2 separate regions of the Homo sapiens genome follow, and region 1 is linked to region 2. A link is a loop called in an ENCODE intact Hi-C map of the cell type or tissue named here. Cell type or tissue: A673. All regions are shown on one strand. Links, peaks and the distances in the headings refer to the core of each region. The heading gives the core; the rest is flanking DNA. Region 1 overlaps NETO1 (neuropilin and tolloid like 1). Region 2 holds the start of NETO1 (neuropilin and tolloid like 1).

The links. A loop is a pair of places that touch in the nucleus more often than their neighbours do. Peaks named below come from ENCODE experiments on the same cell type or tissue, not always from the same donor. Only the 100,000 strongest peaks of a DNase experiment are listed, where the experiment ranks them.
Region 1: it touches region 2 in a loop (3-fold over the local background); 2 of 110 quality-filtered maps call a loop at or near these places.

Annotation. Positions count from the first base shown.
Region 1 is chr18:72,767,334-72,777,780 of GRCh38, forward strand. All of the region lies in intron 7 of NETO1 (neuropilin and tolloid like 1), which reads right to left. Among named protein-coding and RNA genes, the nearest start is that of MIR548AV, 81 kb to the right of the region's middle. In A673, for the core only: no CTCF peak of the experiment used is centred there; a DNase peak (open chromatin) is centred at 1,498; H3K27ac peaks cover 1,106 bases.
Region 2 is chr18:72,862,133-72,872,579 of GRCh38, forward strand. NETO1 (neuropilin and tolloid like 1) reads right to left here and starts at 5,855. Exons shown (of 11, transcript NM_138966.5): 1 at 5,132-5,855; 2 at 3,056-3,109; 3 at 2,676-2,813. The coding sequence starts at 5,159. It overlaps NETO1-DT (NETO1 divergent transcript), which reads left to right and starts at 6,256. Exons shown (of 2, transcript NR_134648.1): 1 at 6,256-6,330. In A673, for the core only: no CTCF peak of the experiment used is centred there; no DNase peak of the experiment used is centred there; H3K4me3 peaks cover 2,516 bases; H3K27ac peaks cover 1,182 bases; H3K27me3 peaks cover 3,703 bases.

The DNA of each region.
Region 1 (10,447 bases), core at 988-8,987, 95 kb before region 2:
ATTCCCAATGATTCTACTAAAAATTACAGGAAATTTCCTGCCTTTATTCTTGTCCAAGTGATTCCTTGCAGACCCACACACTTTATTTAAAAAAATTATTCTAAATGGTTCGATGGAAAGTTCTGCAATATTTTCTCAGTAACTCAATGAATAGGCAAAGAAGCAAAATTACTTAAGATACTTGTTTTGGTCAAATTACTTAAGAAAATTAACTTTAAATTTTAAGTATTTCATCAAACTACATGTCTGTACACATAATACTTCTTCAATGGTTTAAGTAACCATATCAGTAATAAAAGTCCATCGATAATTCATTTCAAATATTAGAATACTTTTGACAGTTGTTTTCTTTATGGTGCCATCAAACTCAATCAAAAGCTTTAAAAAAAACAGGAAGGAAGGGAGGTAAGAGGAAGGAAGGAAGGAAGGAAAGAAATGAGGGAGGAAAGGAGGGTTGGTTGGCTTCTGGTAGATTATACAATTTTATTTCATTTTCCTTTGCTCAATAGCCTCACTGTATTTGAAAGTGTTAACTACCCAAGTTTCAGTATGTTGTTATCTCACTAACGGATACAATACTAGCCACCTTCTGCTGACCATTTGCTACGTTCCAGACATACATTTAAAACTTTCAGTTGCCCTGTGATGTTTTCTCTGTTTTACAGAAAGGAAATTGAAGATTAAAGTCCAGGCATCACACGTAAGAAAGTGGAAGAACTGGCTGACACTGAACATGTGCTCTTACACATTGTAATTCCATTTCAGATCTTTTTCAAAAGCAAAACAATTTTCTGAAATGGCTACTTTGTGATTCTGGTTCTAAAAACGTTTATCTTTTATTTTAAAATTTCAAACACATCTATACTTGCCCAAAGTCATATTTAAATCTTTAGGACAGATTAACTTTTTTATTTTTTTCTACAGTAATAAAATATTTAAATTAAAAATAAATTCTTTATATAAAAGAACACTTATTCAATAGCAAGGTGTGAAGGCAGACTTGTGTTAAGATGTATCTTTATCAGTTGACATTGTATACCTTTGGCCTTAAAGTCAACTTAATAATTGCTTTCAGAATTTCAGTCAAAGACCCCATCAGCTTAATACAAACAAGCAAAAACAACACAGAAATACAAATTCTACTGTGGTCAAATAAATAATGGCTCTCCAAGTTGTCCACATCTTAGTCCCACATCCTGTGAATGTTACTTTATATGGAAAAAGGGATTTCGCAGGTGTGAATAAAGATTTCAAAATGAAGAATTATTCGGGATTATCCAGTTAAGCCCAATGCAATAACAAGTAAAGAGAGATGGAGACTGAAGGCACAGAGGTGATGTAACAGCAAATCACAAAGGCACACAAAGATGCTACTCTGGTGGCTCTGACAAAGTAGAAGGGCTATGAGCCAAGAAATACTGCTCTAGAAACGGGAAAAGGAAGGAAATGTACTCTACACTGGAGCCTCTTATGGGGCAGCAGCCTTGCTGACACCCTGGTCTCAGCCCAGTAAAACCTGTTTTAGGAATCCGCACTCCAGAAGTGTAAGATAATAAAGTTGTGTTATCTGATGCTTCTAAACATATGCTAATTTGCTACAGCAGCAATGGGAAACTAAATGCCAAGTAGCAGATTTCTCAGGCAATCTGACTTTGACTAACCAGCCTTCTGCCAAAGTGGCCGTCGCTGTACAGCGCGGCAAGCAGGGACAGGAGAGGGCAGTGATGAGAAAAGTTAAGATGAGACTGCTGATGGAGAGTGGCAGTTTCCAGCCAGGATACCCTGACAACTCGTGTCATAATTAGTCCTGGAATGAATCCAAGGCTACATTTTTTTTCTAATTATTATCTGTCTTTAAGTTACCAAAGTGAATTCAAGGGTGTACGCACTCATATCAAGGGGAGAGAAAGGCCAATACTGTATCTGGTGGGCTTACCGTCAGGATCTGTCATGCAGTAAGTCAGTCATCAGTTGAATGTCTCTCGGAAGATAAATGGTGGAGAAATTCTATTACAGAGCAGAGTTATTATTTAGTCTGAAAACAACATGTCAGTATATGGCAATGTGATATCCTCGAAAACTGTATTAAAACTCTACTGATGGGTTCTTTTCTGATATTATAGATGAGTCAATTAACCCAACATAGAAAATAATGTACATACTCTTGCTTTCCTAGACTTAATACATCTTTTCAGAAATTCCTATTTGTTGCTTTGTAAAAAAGTGTTTACCAAACCAGTACATATTTATTTTAGAAAAATTAGAAAATACAGGCAAAAATATCGTCACCCAAATATAACCATTAATATCTTCATCCCATTGTCTTTTACATATATGTATTACATATATAATAGATGACATGTATTAAATGTTTATCCCATGTAGTTACAAGAGTATAAATGTAATGTACACGTGTTCGCTACTTGCTTCTAACCTCTTGTTTCTTAACACAGTAAAATATCAGTATCAATCTACCACATCATCTTAATAAAGAGTATATGTACATTCCCAGAACCATTTAACCAATCTACTTAAGCATTTTTCCATGCTTATAAATATGGACTCATCAGCAGTATATATTCCTAGAGGTAGTATTTCTGATTCAGAGGTGATATTCTATCTTTGTTCCCTATTTTGGAATTTTTATATATACTGCTAAATTGTCCTTCAGGAAATATTTTGTTTCCTATAAGCAGTGCATATGCTTTTATTTCAAGATTCCATCTCCAACATTATTTCATATTTTTAACATTTTGATAGATGAAAATGACTCATTAAATTATAAATTTATGTATTTGTTTACTAATATGTTTACATGTTTGCTTCTTATGCTTACAGGGTATTTATGCTTCTCTTATGAATTAATTATGCACATTTTGGCCCCATTTTCTATTAGAATGCTTATCTTTTTCTTATTTTTGAATATAATCATTATTTTTTATAAGATACAAATATGTACCTGTTGCCTGCTGTTGTCTTACCAATTATTCTCCAGGTCAACTTTTCCATATTTATTTTGATTATGATGTTTCTGTATTAATAACTATTTGAAATGTATGTATATTTGAATATGGTGATTTTTTTCTTATCAATAGTGTGCTTTATGTATATTTTAGGAAGACCTGCCAATATTTAACACACATTCAGCAATTTTCTCAGCATATGTTGTGTATTGTTTATATTTAAATCTGCACCATCTGGTATTTATGCTACTATATGACATACATAAATAAATATTTCCTATATTAGTAAAGTGGTCTTAATCCTTTTAAGATACATCAATCATGGCAATTCACAAGGTGGCGGCATTAAGATTTATAGTAAGACTTCAATTTACACTTTGGCCTAAGTTACGGTTGGTAACACTGCTTTCTCCAGTACATAACATTTTCTTTTCGTGGTGAAATATATAGTGAATAGAATGTCTTTTGATCTTAGTATTTACACCAAACTTGTAAATTGTGTTTGGCCTTGCTTATTCTAGAGGAAAAACTAAACAGTGTTGTGAAATATTAAGAGAGAGGATTTACATTTTTAACTCCCTCTTCTCTTTGATTCTTTAAAATAACTCTAAATTGGAAAATGTGTTAATTTATTTTTCCATAACTAACAAAGTTATTTAAACTCATCCCATTTAAATCTGAAAGAAGTTAAAAAGGATTAAAGTAAGTTGATTATTTTGAAGATATTTTGGTGTTTAATCTCAGAGGGTTATTGAGTTATAATTTATAATTTTTTCCCTTAGGATCCATTAAATTTAGTTACTGAGATTATATGACAATTTTACTTAGTTATTACAAAATTAAGAATTTGCATTATCCAAGACAGAATGAAAATTATGTGAACAAAAGGCAGATGGCAGGCTATATCTTGTTCTAGACAGGAAAAGATAATAAAACTGAACAGTGAAATAAAATCAATCACTGTGTCAGTAGAGCAAATATCCAGCTAACGTAAACAAACGCTGCAGAGAAAAACTACACACAAAGAGAATTAGGCTTCTTAGAGTACAACCTTCCGTGGGTAATTTACTAAAATAAATGAGGGAGTATGTGGTGGGAGTGTGGCACAGAATACCAGATATAAATGAACATCTGAAGTGAGTCACACACTTGAGTTGAATCTGAGTTAGTGTGGAAGTGCGGTGCCTTCAGAGAAGCAACCATCATATTCATCTTCGAGCCATCCATGCCTGGAAAGTTTAATGAAGGAATAAAAGAATGAAAGGAGGAATATAAATATGTATCAAAATGAAAAGTTATTAATGATTAGGCTAGTGGAATCTCAACTTTTAGTGTCAATCTGATGCTGGAGTGATTGTTTCCTACAATTACAGTATATCTTGCCCCATCTCCTGAACTACCGAAAGTAGGACTAGTACTATATTAATAAATAGCAATATATTAAAAATGTTTTTAAGTAATATGTTAAAATTGATATTTGGATCATCCATTACATTGAAAAAACCCACATCATTGCAATAGGAATACTATGCATTATTTTCTACTGCTGAGTCACAAATTATCACAAATTTACCCACCAGCTTAAAACAATATCTTTTTATGATCTCACAGTTCTGTATGTCAGAAGTCCAGGCAGGGCTCAATTGGGTTCTTTCCTTTGGGTCTCTGAAGGCTAAAATCAAGAGTCTGTCTGGATTGGGTTCTCATGAAAAATGTGGAGGCCTCTTCTAAGTTTGTTCAAGTTGTTGGAATGTTTCAGTATGCTGGAATAGTAGAACTGAGGTCCCCACTTTCATGCTGACTGGCAACCTGAGGACATTCTCAGCTTCTAAAGATTGCTCAAAATTCCCCACCACGTAGTTCTCTGTATAATATGGCAGGCTGCTTCTTTATGGCCAGGTGGAGTGTTCACTACAGTTAAAAATCTCTGATTTCTTTCATCTCTAACCATTAGATCTTTATTTAGCTGGCTCAGACCCACTAGGATAGTTTCCTGTTTAACTCAAAGTGAACTGATTGGGGACTGTGATTATAAAGATCCCAAGAGTATAACCCCATGACCCCATGACATAAAGTTCAAATCTCATCTAAGTCTCATCGGTTCAAAGTCCAGAGTCTCCTTGTTTGAATCATCTAAATCTGGTGCAGACCCTGGGGGTACAGTTTCTCTCCGTGTATGGGTTCATGAAACTAGAGACAAGCTGTCTGGCTCCAACATTCCCAACACAGTGGTGGGAGAGGCATAGAATTCTAGTCCAAAAAAGGAAGAATGGAGAATAAACAGGAGTAATGAATTCATAACAGTTCTGAAGTCCATCAGGGTAAACTCAAATTCTTCTTGACTACTCTGTTGCCCTTGGTTCTGTTCTCTGAGACAGCCTTTCTTTCTCATGGAAGGTGGCATATATATATGATATACACGTGTGTGTATCATGTACACACACACATCTCTCTATATATATCTATATATATATATATATACAGATCTCTATATAGTTCTCTCTCTCTCTCTCTCTCTCTCTCTCTCTCTATATATATATATATATATATATATATATATATATATATATATATATCAGTTTCATCAGATTGATCATGCTGTGAGAATTCTGGCATTCCAGTATTTCTGGTACTCTGTCTCTTCCTGTCCAAGTTCACAGTATTTCTGCTGAGGAAATTAGCCTACACCTATAACATTTAGCTCAGTAATTTACTTAGCTACATAGCCTATATTTAGCCTATATTAGTAACTTACTAATTCTGTTTCCCACCTACCTGCAGAACACAATTGTGCTAGGCTTTCTGCTATTACAAAACAGGGATTCCCCCCTCTCCCAGTTCCTAATAACATATTCCTCCTCACTTGCATCTGAGTCATCACCTGTAGTTCTCCAAATCCAGATTTCTACTAACCACCTGTCCAAGGAAGCTTGGGCATTTTTCTCTCAAGTTCTTCAATTTTAGAGAGCTCACCTGATTAGGTCAGGTCAACCCAAGATAATCCCCCTTCTTTTGATTAAATCAAAGTCAATCAAGCTTTAAGAGCCTTTATATACATCTGCAAAATAAGTTTTCACAGAGAAAGAATGTAAGTTAATAACCAAATGATATCCCAGGCTATTCACAAGTTCTGACTGTCTCAAGAGGAGGGGATTACATAAGCGTTCTACACCAAGAGTTGTGATATTGTATGGCTCTGTGTCCCTACCCAAATCCCACTTTGAATTGTAATAATCCCCAGGTGTCAAGCGCAGGAACAGGTGGAGGTAAATGAATCATGGGGTCAGTTTCCCCCATCCTGTTCTCACGATAGTGAGTGAGTTCTCAGGAGATCTGATGGTTTTATAGGCGTCTCACAATTATTCTACTGGCATGCATTCTCTCTCCTGCTGCCCTGTGAAGAGGTGCCTTCCGCCATGATTGTGAGTTTTCTGAGGCCTCTCCAGCTATGTGTAGCTGTGAGTCAATTTAACCTCTTTTCTTGATAAATTACCCAGTCTTGAGTATTTCTTCCTAGCAGCGTGAGAACAAACTAATACAAGGTGAGAATGTCTTGGTTCATCTCAGAATCTGCCTTCCACAGAGTATTTCAACTCAGTTTTTGGAACTTAAATGTTACTGTATGTATATTTCTTTATTACAAATAAATCTAATTATTTATTTATAATAATATAGACAAAAGACTTGATAGTCTTTTGTCACGAGTTAACATAAAACTAAATGCATTATCTCATTTTAGCAAATTATTGTAAATAAATTCCATACGACCATAATGTGGACAATTTGTTTTTTCCTCTTCTATTTTATATGTCTGTTTTTAACAGAAATATGCTATTCATCAATCAAATATTAAGTGATTCATATTTTATGGTGCAAAAGTTGTAAAGAAGAGCAGAAGAGCAGCTAAATGCAGAACTTCAGAAATCAAAACTAGTTATAACTCATTCATCCATTCCAGTTACTGCAAATTCATATTCTAAACAAAGAATAAGATTGGCTCAGAAAACTTAGCAGGTGATTTATTTGAATGGGCATATTCCACGAAGGTCTCTGTTTATTCATATTGGGCAGTTATTCAAATACACAGTCCTATCATAATTGGTTATGAATTATCTATGTGTATTCAAAATTAAAATTATTCTAAATATAATCATTCCTTTAAAATTAGTAATTCTTTAGAGTCAATAAATTTTCAAAAAAGATGCCAAAGTATAAAGCTATAATAATATAAGAAATCTTAAATTGAGTCCATAAAGTAAAATACGGCACACTTCTAATAATCAATGTAAGAATTATCCAATGTATGGCATATCTCAAATTGGATGAATTCTTTATCGCAAATATGTTTCTTGGTATTTGTGGCTTCTTCATCTATGAAACTAAATTAATTACTGATTAATTAATTGTTTTTACTGTTAGCCTCAAAATACATTTAAATGTTAAACAAATACTCTTTCTTAAAGAATATATGCTAAAGATAATACTTAAATGTTTTGTCTTCTTTTTTGGATTACTCATGCATGTGCTCTTCTCCACCGGGTAAATTGTAGACTAAACATTTTGTGTGATTCAAATGCAAAGTGCCATTTAGCTTATTACTAAGCCTACCATCTAGTCAAGAAGAGAGTTCTCTTTAGGTGATAATATTGATTTTCTTTGTCTTGTCCCTGGGTTTCAAAATTGCTTTATAGGATGAAGTCTGTATATTATTTTTCTGAAGCAAAAAAATGAAGTTTAGCTGGGCAACCAACAGCCTTGTGATGCCATAAATCAGGGCAGCAATCTTTGACAACACTGAAAGAGGCAGAGGTGAAGAGTTAGCAAAGTCGGTCGAGGCAGCAGTATTATACCTATGGGAGCAAGCTGCAGAGGTGGTACTTCTCAAGCCTAGTAGCAAGTAAATACTTACCCTTTTCAGTGCCCTTATGCTCTCCCCTTTACTGGCATTAGATAAATTTTGTTAGAAATATTGGCATTTAACACAAGCTTTATAAAATGCTTCTAATGTGCACTTGCAAGTTAAACGTCTGCTGAATTTTTTAGTAAGAACTTCATACCTCCTTTATACACTCATTATTTCCTTTTCCTATAATTTATTCAGATACAAATGTAAAAATATGATGGCTAAAAATGCATTCATATAGTCCCCAAAATAGCATGTTTCAGAATAGAAACCTCTCGTTATAGTGTACTTTTGTCTTAATACTTGAGAGCCATGTGAACGTGGCATGCTATATGATTATGGTGTGAAAGCACAGTATGTAGGCATAAAATGCAGTGGATAGGACAGAAGAATCAAAATTCAGTCTGTAATCACTCAAAACAATGCTGACATATGAGAATAACTGTTATCTATTTTCATAATCATTATCATCATCATCCTCTTTAGAGCATTCGAGCTCTGTCTCAGAAGTGCCTCAAAAGTAGTAAAGATATTCACAAGAGAAATCATGGATTAGGAGTCAGGTCTTTAATTCTTGCCTCAGTTCTGTTAACAAATCATTAAGCATGGGGTTAAGTATGTGTGGGGAAAGTCAATTAACTTCAATGAACCCTTTTTTTTTCTGTTTGAATTCAGAAAATGTGAAAAATTGAAATAGACGCTCTCTAAACTCTCTTCTAACCCCTAAAAATATCCTATGGTCCTATCACAAGCAATTTTTAGAGATATTAGGATATTATCAAATATGCTCTGTCTTGTTTCAATTTCTGTTGCTATAAAGGCATACTGGGGTAGTTTATTTCCCAAAAAAACAAAAAATAAAAAAAGACGTATGTAGCTCAGAGTTCTACAGGCTGAGAAGTTCAAGGGCATGGCCCTGGCTTTGGGCGAGGGATCTCATGCTTTGTTGCAACACAGTGGAGAGTTTCCAAGGGGAAGTGGCTATGTGCAAACAGGAGCTGAAAAACCTGAGGGACGTCCTGGCTCTATCATAACCCATATCGTAGAAACTAATCCATTCCTGAGCAGATAAATTCAGTCTTTTGAGAGTGAGAACTCACTCATTACCAGAACAACATCAAGCCGTTAGGTATTTGTCCCCATCACCTAAATACATCCCACAAGGTTACCCCTCTCAATACTACCACACTGGGGATCAAATTTCAACAGGAGTATTGGTGGAGACAAAGAAACCAAACCATGGCATGCTCTTAGTCCATTTGCGCTGCTCTAAAAATGCCATAAAGGGAGCAGCTTATGACCAACAGAAATTTACTTCTCACTGTTTTGGAGACTGGGAAGTTCATGATTAAGGCACCATCAGATGTGGAGTCTGGTGAGGGTTTGCTTCCTCATGGAAAACTATCTTGAACTCTCACATGGCAGAAGAGGTGAAGGGTTTCTCTTGGGCCTCTTTCATAAGGGCACTCATCTCACTTATGAGGGCTCTGCTCCATAATGTAATCATTTCCCAAAGGTCTAAACTCCTAACATCATCACCTTCGGTAGGTGCAGATCTCACCATATATATTTTGAGGTGACATAACCCTTCAGACTAACCCTAACGCTAACTTCTTCCCCCAAATCCTTGACCTTCTCACACACAAAATATATTCATTTTATCCCAATAGCCCTAAAAGTCTTAACTTGTTTCAGTGTCAATTTAAAACTCTAAGTCCAAAATCTCATCTAAAGCAGGTATGAGTGAGGCTCCTTATACATTCTGAGGCAAATCGTTCTTACGCTGTAAATCTGTGAATGAAAATGTTATGAACCTTACAAAATAAACGATGGGACAGGCATAGGACAGTCATGCCCAGTCCAACAGGGAGACATAAGAAAGAAGCAGCAGGTCCCCAGCAAGCCCAAAACCTTGAGGCTCAAGAATCATTTTCTTGGCCAGGCACAGTGGCTCATGCCTGTAATCCCAGCACACTGGGAGGCCGAGGCATGTGGATCACCTGAGGTCCAGAGTAAGCAACCAGCCTGACCAACATGGTGAAACCCAGTCTCTACTAAATACAAAAAAATTAGCCTGGTGTAGTGGTGTATGCCTGAAATCTCAGCTACTTGGGAGGCTGAGGCAGGAGAATAGCTTGAACCCGGGAGGGGGGAGGTTGCAGGGAGCTGAGATCGCACCACTGCACTCCAGCCTGGGCAAGAAGAGCGAAACTCCATCTGAAAAAAAAAAACAAAACAACAACAAAAAAAAAACAAAAAAGGCCGGGCGCGGTGGCTCATGCCTGTAATCCCAGCACTTTGGGATGCCGAGGGGTTGGATCACGAGGTCAGGAGACCAAGACCGTCCTGGCTAACACGTTGAAACCCCGTCTCCACTAAAAAATACAAAAAAAATTAGCAGGGCGTGGTGGCGGGTGCCTGTAGTCCCAGCTACTTCAGAGGCTGAGGCAGGAGAATGGCGTGAACCCGGGAGGCGGAGCTCGCAGTGAGCTGAGATTGCGCCACTGCACTCCAGCCTGGGGGACAGAACGAGACTCCATCTCAAATAAACAAACAAACAAATAAATAAGAATTTTATCTT
Region 2 (10,447 bases), core at 934-8,933:
GTTCTCTCATTTTAGATGAAGACACCGGGGTGCCACGGGCATTCCAATGGAAGGTTACTACAATATAATGGTGGCTGGGGCTCTATCTAAGGTTAATTAAATCAGAATTCCTGGGGAAAGGCCCAGGCACCTGCATTTTTAAGAGCAGTTGAAAAATAGTGCTCCAAATATTCTCTTGGATAATTTTATTCATACTAACAATCTCAACAACAATCTCTATATTTATGACGTACATATATACATTTTCAGCACACATCTATCTCTCCACTGAGCTAGAGCTACATGTATCCAATCTTTTTGTGGAGCATCTCCATAAACACAAACTAAACACATTATTTTTCCTTTAAACCAATTTTTCCCGTCTATATTTCTTTTCTGGGATGGCAATTCCGTCTATCTAACAAGTTATCGAGCAACAAATATTAGAACAGTCCCAGGATACCCTATTCTCTGATCCCCTGATCCAGCCACTCATGATCCTTTTTTTTTCTTTTTTTTTTTTTTTTGAGACAGAGTCTCGCTCTGTCACCCGGGCTGGAGCGCAGTGGTGCGATCTCGGCTCACTGCAAGCTCCGCCTCCCGGGTTCACGCCATTCTCCTGCCTCAGCCTCCTGAGTAGCTGGGACTACAGGTGCACGCCACCACGCCTGGCTCATTTTTCGTATTTTTAGTAGAAACGGGGTTTCAACATATTGGCCAGGATGGTCTCGATCTCCTGACCTCGTGATCCGCCCACATCGGCCTCCTAAAGTGCTGGGATTACAGGTGTGAGCCACCACGTCTGGCGATCCAGTTTCTTAAATACCTCTCAGTTCTTTCATGTACTCCATCACTGATGCCGCTTCTTTAGTATAAGTATTTATTATGATTTACTTGGACTTTTGGAATTGTTTCTTAGTTTATGTTCTTTTCCTTCAGTTGCTTCATCATCAAAATCTCACATTATTCCTCAAGTTAAATTACTTCAATGGCACCTCATTGTCTCCAACATAATGTTCAAGATTTTATCCAGTGGGCACAGAAGGAATACCAGGTACCTCTTTGAGACTGCTTCCCTCTTCAGCCTCCTGCTGTATTTTCCTCAGATTCTGCAGAAGCCCTAGGATGCGCCACGAAGGTCCCCAACCATATCATAGCTCTGAACTTCCGCATACGCTGCTCTATGTAGAGAATAATGCCTTCCCTGGACATTCTTCAGAAATGAAGGTGAGCATCTCTTCTTCCCTGTATTCTTCTCTTTGGCTTCCCCGTCGCAACTACTTTGTGCTAATCCTAGGGCCCCTTTAGATTGTTTACAAAAAGGGACATAGTCCCCAGAGAATATTGTTAAGTCCTATGAGGCAGGTAGCGAGTACCTTTTCTATCAGTTGTAAAAGGAATTTGCACTGCCAGACCTTAGGTTTTCAGTGTTATCCTTTTAATAGCATAGCTAATTGTTTTGCCTTCTTACAGTGTGGTTTATCTTTGCTGAAAATTCAACTTCAAGTAGTAAGGGTGGGGGAAGATCTTTGGCCCAATAATTACCAAAAAAAAAATCATTTCTAAATAGAGAGTCTTAAAATTGGGTGAACAGAAAGCCTGCTTCTTTGAAAAATCTATCAAATAAATGTGTCCCCATTTATAAGTAGTAGAAAGTGCATCTATCTTTATCATTAAGACAGTCTTGCCTGTGTGTGTGTGTGGGGGGAAGGTGGGTGCTTCCAGGTTTTAGGCTATTTAGGTACTAACAGTTGGAATACTGAAAACTTCCATCACCAGATGAAATGCTTCTACATTTTAAACGTTGTACTTAAGAGAGAGGTGTTGGCCGGGAGCCATGGTTCACGCCTGTAATCCCAGCACTCTGGGAGGCCAAAGTCGGTGGATCACTTGAGGTCATGAGTTTGAGACCAGCTGGCCAACATCGTGAAGTGCCGTCTCTACCAAAAATACAAAAATTAGCCAGGCATGGTGGCGTATGCCTGTGATCCCAGCTACTCGGGAGGCTGAGGCAGGAGAATCGCTGGAACTCAGGGGACTCTCGCTTTGTCTCAAAAAAAAAAAGTGTTTACAAGGTTAGTGTAAATGGGAAACGTTCAAAGAGAAGTCTCTTTCCAACACCATTTATCTTTCATGTTGGAAAAAAGTCATGAAATAAAGGGTCATAATTTACAATCCTGACCTTGACTTCAAAATGAGATGTCACTTGTTAACACAAATAAGGTAACTATCTTTCAGATTGGTGTTTAGAAAATGTGATTATAGATTCATCTTTGACATTAATACGATTTTTGTAATTTATAATACTAAAGAAATGTAACATGCAAGTTATTCTACTAATTGTTGAGCTAAAAAAATGCTAGTTTCTCACACTTACACAGTTAATATTGTGCCAACTATGCGTCCATTCTACTGCATGAGAACTCTAAATCAATTAAGCCAACAGCAAAATAAACTCCTAAGTTGTTCATCTGTTTTTATTGCACAGAATTTGCTTGTTCATAACCCACTACTAGTTAATCTCAATAATTAGCCTGATTCCAGATTTTACAGTTATTGATTCACTCAAGAGATATTTTTGCGCATGATCTCCAGATCAATTTTGTAATGCCTATACGCATATTCTTCATCCAAAGCACAGAGATGGCAAGGTTTTGGCTTAGTGCTTTCTTAACTCTGGCACTGTCTCCCCTTACCTTCTATGATGTAGATGCATTCCCGGTCAGGGGGATACTTGCTGGGATAGTTGGGAGAGGTAAAGATACCTCCCTCTGCATGTTTTGTCCAAGTTCCACACTGCACTGACTTCTGTGTTTCTGAGGTGGTTTGCTTTTCTGTTAAAAAAAAAAAAAAGTTTTAAAAAGAGCCATCATCCAATTTTCTATTGTACTAAAAATAGAGGACATTCTTATAATATCCATTAGTAAATTAATTTTTAAATGTTGTCTTAGCCAAACCAATCAATTATACATATTATAACAGGTTCAGATATTCTGGAATATTAACAGTAGGAGGAAAATAGGAAAATACAAAATAATTCGAGGTCTTCCACTAGCATTTTTCTAAGTAAACACACCTGTTCCTTTCTTGGTTGCCCCAGACAAATGGAGGATGATTAAACTTGCTACAACTGAAACAGAAAAGAAAAATTAGAGATAAAATACACTGAAATGATCAAATCCCATAAAAACATAACATAATTTCAAGATAAAATAATATCAAAGCAGATTAATTTTTTCATTGTTAACTGTTAGAAGTCGATTCAGAACTTGCAAAAACCAATTTGAAATGTACAAATCAGGAAACCTTGGGACTCCCTTAAGGAACTAATGCAAGTTAAGAATGGATGAGACCCAAACTCCTAAGGCAAATACATCATTCACTCTAAAGGCAACATGTCAATTTACTCATGTCACACACAGTACAGTGGGACTACAGGAGTCACACTGTATCTAAACTACCCTTAGGGAATGGCTCTGCCAGCATCTCTGAATGAAGAGAGGGGCCAGAAGGTAAAAAGGAGGAAAAGGAGAGGCAAACAATGAGAACAGCTCCATGACTGTTCCTGACATACTGCAGTGTGGCTGTATTTTAGAAAATAAATACTTAGACAAATCCTACAGACTGTGGAGGAGGAGAATAAGCAAGAAACAGATTAATGTGGATTGTGGGCATTAAGCACCATTATTGGAATGTTGCCTACAAAAATGTTCTGAACCTCCAAGTAACCCCGTCCCTCAGCACTTTCTAAGCTGTGAAATTAATCTCTTCTAACCTTAACTTGATTTAATACCAAATCAATATATAGAAATTGATTATTAATTTGAGAAACGTGATTTCCGAAAGCATTATATTGGGTCAGGTTTCCAGTGTCAAAGAGACTGTGATCTGTAACTTAACAGTAAATCTGCAATGCCATTATAATCTAAACTTGTTTTACTTCCGTATTCTTGATCTAATCAACATTTTTACAAGACAAAACACTAGCAAAATAGTAAGTAAGCTAGTCTTCATAATTTGATTTTTCTTCTATTTTTTCTTATTCATTTTGTCATCCAACGACATAAAAGGTCTATGTTTTCACATTTTCACTTAAAATGAATTCGGGGGAGAGAACAATTCACAAATATTTCCTGAATTAAAGCTCACCACAGGCTTATACATTTATACTTAAACATCACTCTAAGAAACGTATCTAGGTCTTGATATTAATATTTAAAATATTGTCAATTGTGTGTTACTTTATGCTCTAGCCAGTTCATTTGCATTTTAAATTAAGGCACTGGCTGCTGTTGTTACTGTGTGTTTCCACAGGAAAAAAAAAATCAATTTAATTTGTCATGATTCTGCTCACACCCAGAACACACAGGTATGCACATCCTTCAGCATCAGGATGTGTATTTGTTTACTCCGCTCTTCCTGTTTTGATGAAATCACATTATAGACCACGTACTGTGTTTAACTCAGCAGCAAACCCCTCTCAACTGCGTGGCCCGCGATCAACACTCTCATCTTTGCTTAGTAATGATACATTTCCACCACACATTTTCTTATACTGCCTTTTACTCGATGACTCGTGATACTATTTTCCTCTCATTCCTTCCCACCTCTACACTGCCCGCGTTACCACACACCCATAAAGCGACATCAGCGGTCTCCAGGGCGGAAAGGGGTGGAAGCTGACCCTCGCCCTTCCCTCCAGCGCTGGCTTCAGGTGTGCCTTCTGCTACCTCCTGTACTGCGAACAGGGGCCCGCCGAGCTCCGGGAGCCCCTAGAAGAGGAAGACTCCTCTGGCCCCACTAGGTATCATCCGCGCTCTCCCGCTTTCCACCTGCGCCCTCGCTTGGGCCAATCTCTGCCGCACGTGTCCATCCCTGAACTGCACGCTATCCTCCACCCCCGGGGGGTTCCTGCGCACTGAAAGACCGTTCTCCGGCAGGTTTTGGGATCCGGCGACGGCTGACCGCGCGCCGCCCCCACGCCCGGTTCCACGATGCTGCAATACAGAAAGTTTACGTCGGCCCCGACCCGCGCGGGACTGCAGGGTCCGCCGGAGCGCGGCGCAGAGGCTTTTCCTGCGCGTTCGGCCCCGGGAAAGGGGCGGGAGGGCTGGCTCCGGGAGCGCACGGGCGCGGCGGGGAGGGTACTCACTGTGAAGCACGCTGCGCCCATGGATCATGTCTGTGCGTTACACCAGAGGCTCCGGGCTCCACTAATTCCATTTAGAGACGGGAAGACTTCCAGTGGCGGGGGGAGGACAGGGTCGAGAGGTGTTAAAGACGCAAAGCAAGAAGGAAATAAAGGGGGGCCGAGAGGGAGACCGAGAGGAAGGGGGAGCTCCGAGCCCACGCTGCAGCCAGATCCGGATGAGTCCGTCCTCCGCCCCGGGCGGGCTCTCGCTCTCGCTGGCCCTCAGCGCCGCGCAGCCAGCAGCATCCCCACCGTGACGCTCGCATCACACCCGGGCGCCGGCCGCCACCATCCGCGCCGCCGCCGTCAGGACCCTCCTCCCGGGCATCGTCGCCGCCGCGGGGTCGGGAGGACGCGGCGCGCGGGAGGCGGCGGTCGCAGGGCGAGCCCCGGGACGCCCCGAGCCGGGGCCGGGGCCGGGGAGAGGGCGCAGCGAGGTGGGGGCCAGTCCAGACCGACGGCAGCGACGGAGCGGGCGGCGGCGGCGGCGCCGGCGGCGGCGGGGTGGCTCAGTCCCCAGTCTCAGACGCGCCGCGCAGCAGGTCGGAGCAGCCTCCCCGGGAGGATGTCCAGCGGCAGCGCTCCTCGCTCCAGCCCTTGGGGATCTTCCGCTGAGGCATTGAAGGCAGGAAGAAGGGGTCCGTCATCGGCTCGCCGGGCTGCGCGCCACCTCTGCTATCTTGCGGAAAGAGGAGCGGGTGGGTGGGCGTCTGGGAGGCGGGCTGGAGGGCGGTGCAGGGGAGCGGGGCGGCCGGGGGGGGGGCCGGGGGGCGGGGAAGGGAGGGAGGAGAAAGGAGCCGGAAGAGGGCAGAGTTACCAAATGGGCTCCTTAGTCATGGCTTGGGGCTCCACGACCCTCCTGGAAGCCCGGAGCCTGGGTGGGATAGCGAGGCTGCGCGCGGCCGGCGCCCCGGGGCTGGTGCGCGGCAGAATGGGGCCGCGGCGGCGGCAGCAAGGACATCCCAGCCGCGCGGATCTGGGGGAGGGGCGGGGAGGGGGTGAGGACCCGGCTGGGATCCGCGGCTCGGCCCGCCAGGGCGCAGAGAGAGGATGCAGCCGCAAATCCCGAGCCGGATCCTCGTGCCGGACGGAAGGCGTGGAAGCGGGAGGGGCCTTCGTGTGAAAATCCCTTGTGGGGTTTGGTGTTTCACTTTTTAAAGGTTAGACCTTGCGGGCTCTCTGCCTCCCACCCCTTCTTTTCCATCCGCGTAAAGGAACTGGGCGCCCCCTCTCCCTCCCTCCCTGGGGCGCAGGTTTCGCCGCGGACTCCGCGCTCAGCTTGGGAGACACGGCAGGGGCGCGCCCCAGGGAAAGGCGGCCGTAAAAGTTTCGCGGTTGAGCACTGGGCCTGATGTCCAGTCCCCCCACCAAATTACTCCTGCAAAGACGCGGGCTTCTTGCAATTGAGCCCCCCACCTCGAGGTATTTAAAACCACCCCAAGGCACACACGGACCCCCGTTCCCCCGCGCCACTTCCTCCTACAGGCTCGCGCGGCGCGTTAAAGTCTGGGAGACACGAGTTGCGGGGAAACAGCACCGGAAGAGCCCGGGCTTGTAAAATGCGAATCAATGAATACGAAATAAGGGCAACCGCGAGGCAGCGCCGGGAAGGGCTGGAGCGCGCGGGGGTGCAGGGAGTCCCTCCCTGGGCGCCGCAACGGCACCTCCTCCCTTTCCCGGCTCCGTCCCGCCCTCCCTCGGCCTCTGCGGACGCGACCCACGCAGACCACAGCCGAGCCCGCCGGACCCCGGGACTACGGAAGCCATCCCGTCCGGCCACCCACACCCGCGCCGCGGCTGGGGCTTGGGTTGGGGACTGTGGCGGCGAAGAAGCCGGGGTAGGAAGAGCTAATGGCAATGGCGGGGTCGCCGGGGGGCGGGGGGTCAGCAGCAGACGCTGAGCTGTGAAGACTAGGGTGGCCCCGAAAGGCCGAGGAAAGGAGAAAGGGCCATGAGAAGAGTCTGGCGAGCGCTCGAGGCCGGGGGGCTGCCTCCCGGCTCTGGCCCGGCCTCCGCTTCCCGGCACCTGCTGCTGGGGCGCCCACGTGCGCGCGGGGCTGCGCGGGGCGTTGGGTGCTCGTCGCAGTCCTGCCCACGCCTAGCGCAGCGGCTGTGAGTGGGTGGAGGTCTCCTGCCAGTAAGTTGGGATGAGGGACGATGAGGTGACCCCCAAGTCTGGAAGGGATTCAGAGTCTCACACGCGCCCCCAAGCCTCCTACCACCACACCAAAGTGCTGGTTCCTCGATTTCCAGGGTGGGGTAAAGTGACCGAGCAAAGGGGATGGTGTGTTTGTGTGTGCGCGCGCATATACGCGCGCGCGTGTTGTGCATCCGTGTAATGAAAGTTGGGTCATGGGTCAACCCGGGAGTAGAGCGAGATGGAGACCTAAAGAGAGAAAGCTGAGAGAAGGGGGAAGACATGGACAGGGTAAGAGAGAGAGAAAGGAGAGAGAGAAGAAAGGGAAAAGAGGAGCGGGGAGAGAAAAGAGAGGCAGGAGAGAGAATGAGGGGACAGAAGAGAGTAGGGAGACGAGAAGGCGGAGGACAGAAGAAATGGGGGAGAGGGAAGAGGACAGAGAGGCTGCGCGCCTCTGAATACGCCAAGTCCAGCAGAGCTGGAGGCCTGTGAGAGGAGCTGCAAGCTTGAGCAAAGGGAGAGAGGTGAGCGGATGAAGGGAGATTGGTGAGTATCCGCCCACGCACCTACTTGTAAAAAGATCAAGGGGAAACACGCAGAAGGTCCCGCGGGAGTCCTGTGACCCACGTGAGGTGCTCGTGCCAGCGCGGGGTGGGAGGTGGTGGGCAATGTTCGTCGTGGAGTTGAGGAAGAAATTCTCCAGCCTTAAGGAAGCAAAAGAGTTCAAAGATCAGTGAGGCTGCTCAACAGAGGGATATGCAGATGACAGAATGCTTGGAAAACGCTTTTGGGGATCCGGGTCATCTATAGAGGAGAGGGTGGAGGTCTTGCAAAAGGACCAGTCGCAAGAGTTGACAGTTGAATGTTGGAATCTTTCTTATGGTTGGATGGCACTTTCTTTACATCCAAAATATGCGTTATTCGTGAAGATGACACAGTTCTACAAAGAAAGTGGCAACATTTAAAATTATTTGTAGAAAGTTACTGCATTTCTCAATCACAGTTTGAAGGCAGAGAAAACTTGGTTTTACCATAAATGCTCTCATTCACCTGCCCTCTTCTGTCCTCTTTGCCCAGAACAGTTTCCCAGGACACTGGGATTTTGTAACCTGCCAAGGAAGGGGCTACGTTGCTAAACAAGTAGTCCTTTTATGGGACACAGGAAATTAGGAAGGAACTCATAAGGAAGGTGAAAGGGTCCTAACCTTTTGTCCACGCCTGTATTTGAAATCAAATATCTTGCATAAACAGTGGTCTCCATTTTTTTTCTTTTTTTAATGAATTAAAGGCTGGAGCGCAGTGACTGGATCACAGCTTGCTGCAGCCCCAACTTCCTGGGCTCAACTGAGCTTCCCACCTCAGCCTCTGGAGTAACTGGGACTACAGGCACAGGCCATCATGCCTGGCTAATTCTTTTATTTTTTATATTTTTTAGAGAGGGGGTCTAGCCATGTTACCCATGCTGTTCTCAGACTCCTGGCCAAAAGTGATCCTGTGGCCTCCCGCTGATCTTTAATGCCCAGTGCTTTCTCGGGCAATGCGTGGGGCTGAGGCATTAAATTTTGCTGAAACCTCAGTGCTGAGGGAGTGAGTGTGCACGTTCTGGACCTAGGACAGGACAGAGGCCTGGCTAGCTCAGGTGCTCTGATAATCAACCAAGAGACTGGGCCAACACAGATGCTGAGGCCCGCGCTGCACTCTCCTACTCTTTCCAGGCTGCAAGTGTAGCATTGTTATTGACAATTCCATTCATTTTTCTTCATACACACCCATACACGCTTTTCACCATCCACTACATCCTGTTTACTTGGCAAGCTGCCTTCTCATTTTTGAGTTCCAGAATCCACACTTGCTGAGTAATGCTACCTCCCTAATAGGGACCCATAAGATTTTTCTTTCTGAGAAAAAACAACATATGGGAAAAGTTCAGTTTCTCCCAGAAAAGGTTGCGCAAACATATGGTCAAATTACAAGATGATGTCGTTATTTTGAAAGGAAGAGCATATAAACTGATAGCTTTTGTGAGTTGAGTGTGCCATCCTGGAAGATGGTGCTTTGTCGCAGTTCCCCAAGGTTAGCATTGAAATAGTGACTACTATAGAAGATGGTGCAGAATTAAAGCCACTTGAACCCAATGAAGGTGTCATTAGTAAGTTGGTTTTATTTCTCAGCTTGCAGCTTCCTAACAATGAAAGATCATATGGACTTCCAAAATCCTAAAAAGAATTGGCGTAGGGTACAAGCCCTTCTAATTCAAATGCACATAGTATTTGTCTACATACATGTACTTCTCTATAGGAAAAAATAAAGCTACAGTTCTACCAGGGCTCCTTTGTTAATTAATCTCCAGTACTGGCATCATCTTAAAAGTTGTCTATCAGTAAAAGAGGTGATGCTACAAAAAATAACTCAAATGTAATAGTGCTAATGACACATCCATATTACAATAATATTTTCTGATTTTTACATAATTTATTTACATGGTTGTGAAGTGTAAAGGTTTTTGCATTTAACAATATATGTCATAATACTAGTTTCTCAAAAACAAGTAATTTGCTGGTAAATATAGGAATGTTTTTTGAAAATTCTCTGAAATAGTCTAACATGAAGCTGGTTTTAAGCAATATTGAAGAAGCTCTCTTCAAAAAATCTATAGGAGTATCCTAACGCAGTAGAAAGTCTCCACGAAATAGAAGACCTGTCAAAATCTCTGAAATCTTACATTTAAACCAAACAGGATATTTTATGATCACCACTAGGGAAAAATAAAATATAGTTTTGTTAGAAGTACAAATATATTGTATTCTTAGGCAGCACAAGAATGTTTGCCTCTTGTGGGAAAGAACTTTCATAGCACTTCCTTTGCCAGTTAGCACTTTCAGATACATGATCCTTCAATCCATATCAAAACTTCAGAAAAAAAATTTTCATTTTGATTGATATTTACTTCGCAGTGGCTTATAAAAATAATACCAATTATTTTTATGATCACTCGACTAATTATAAGCTCATCCTCTATAAATCAACATAAACTTCAGGAACATTTACGAAGATACACCCCAAGATTAAAAGTGTAAAGGCTCTGTACAGAAGCCACCTTTATAGTATAAGTATTGTACCACAAAGTCCACGCACTGCTA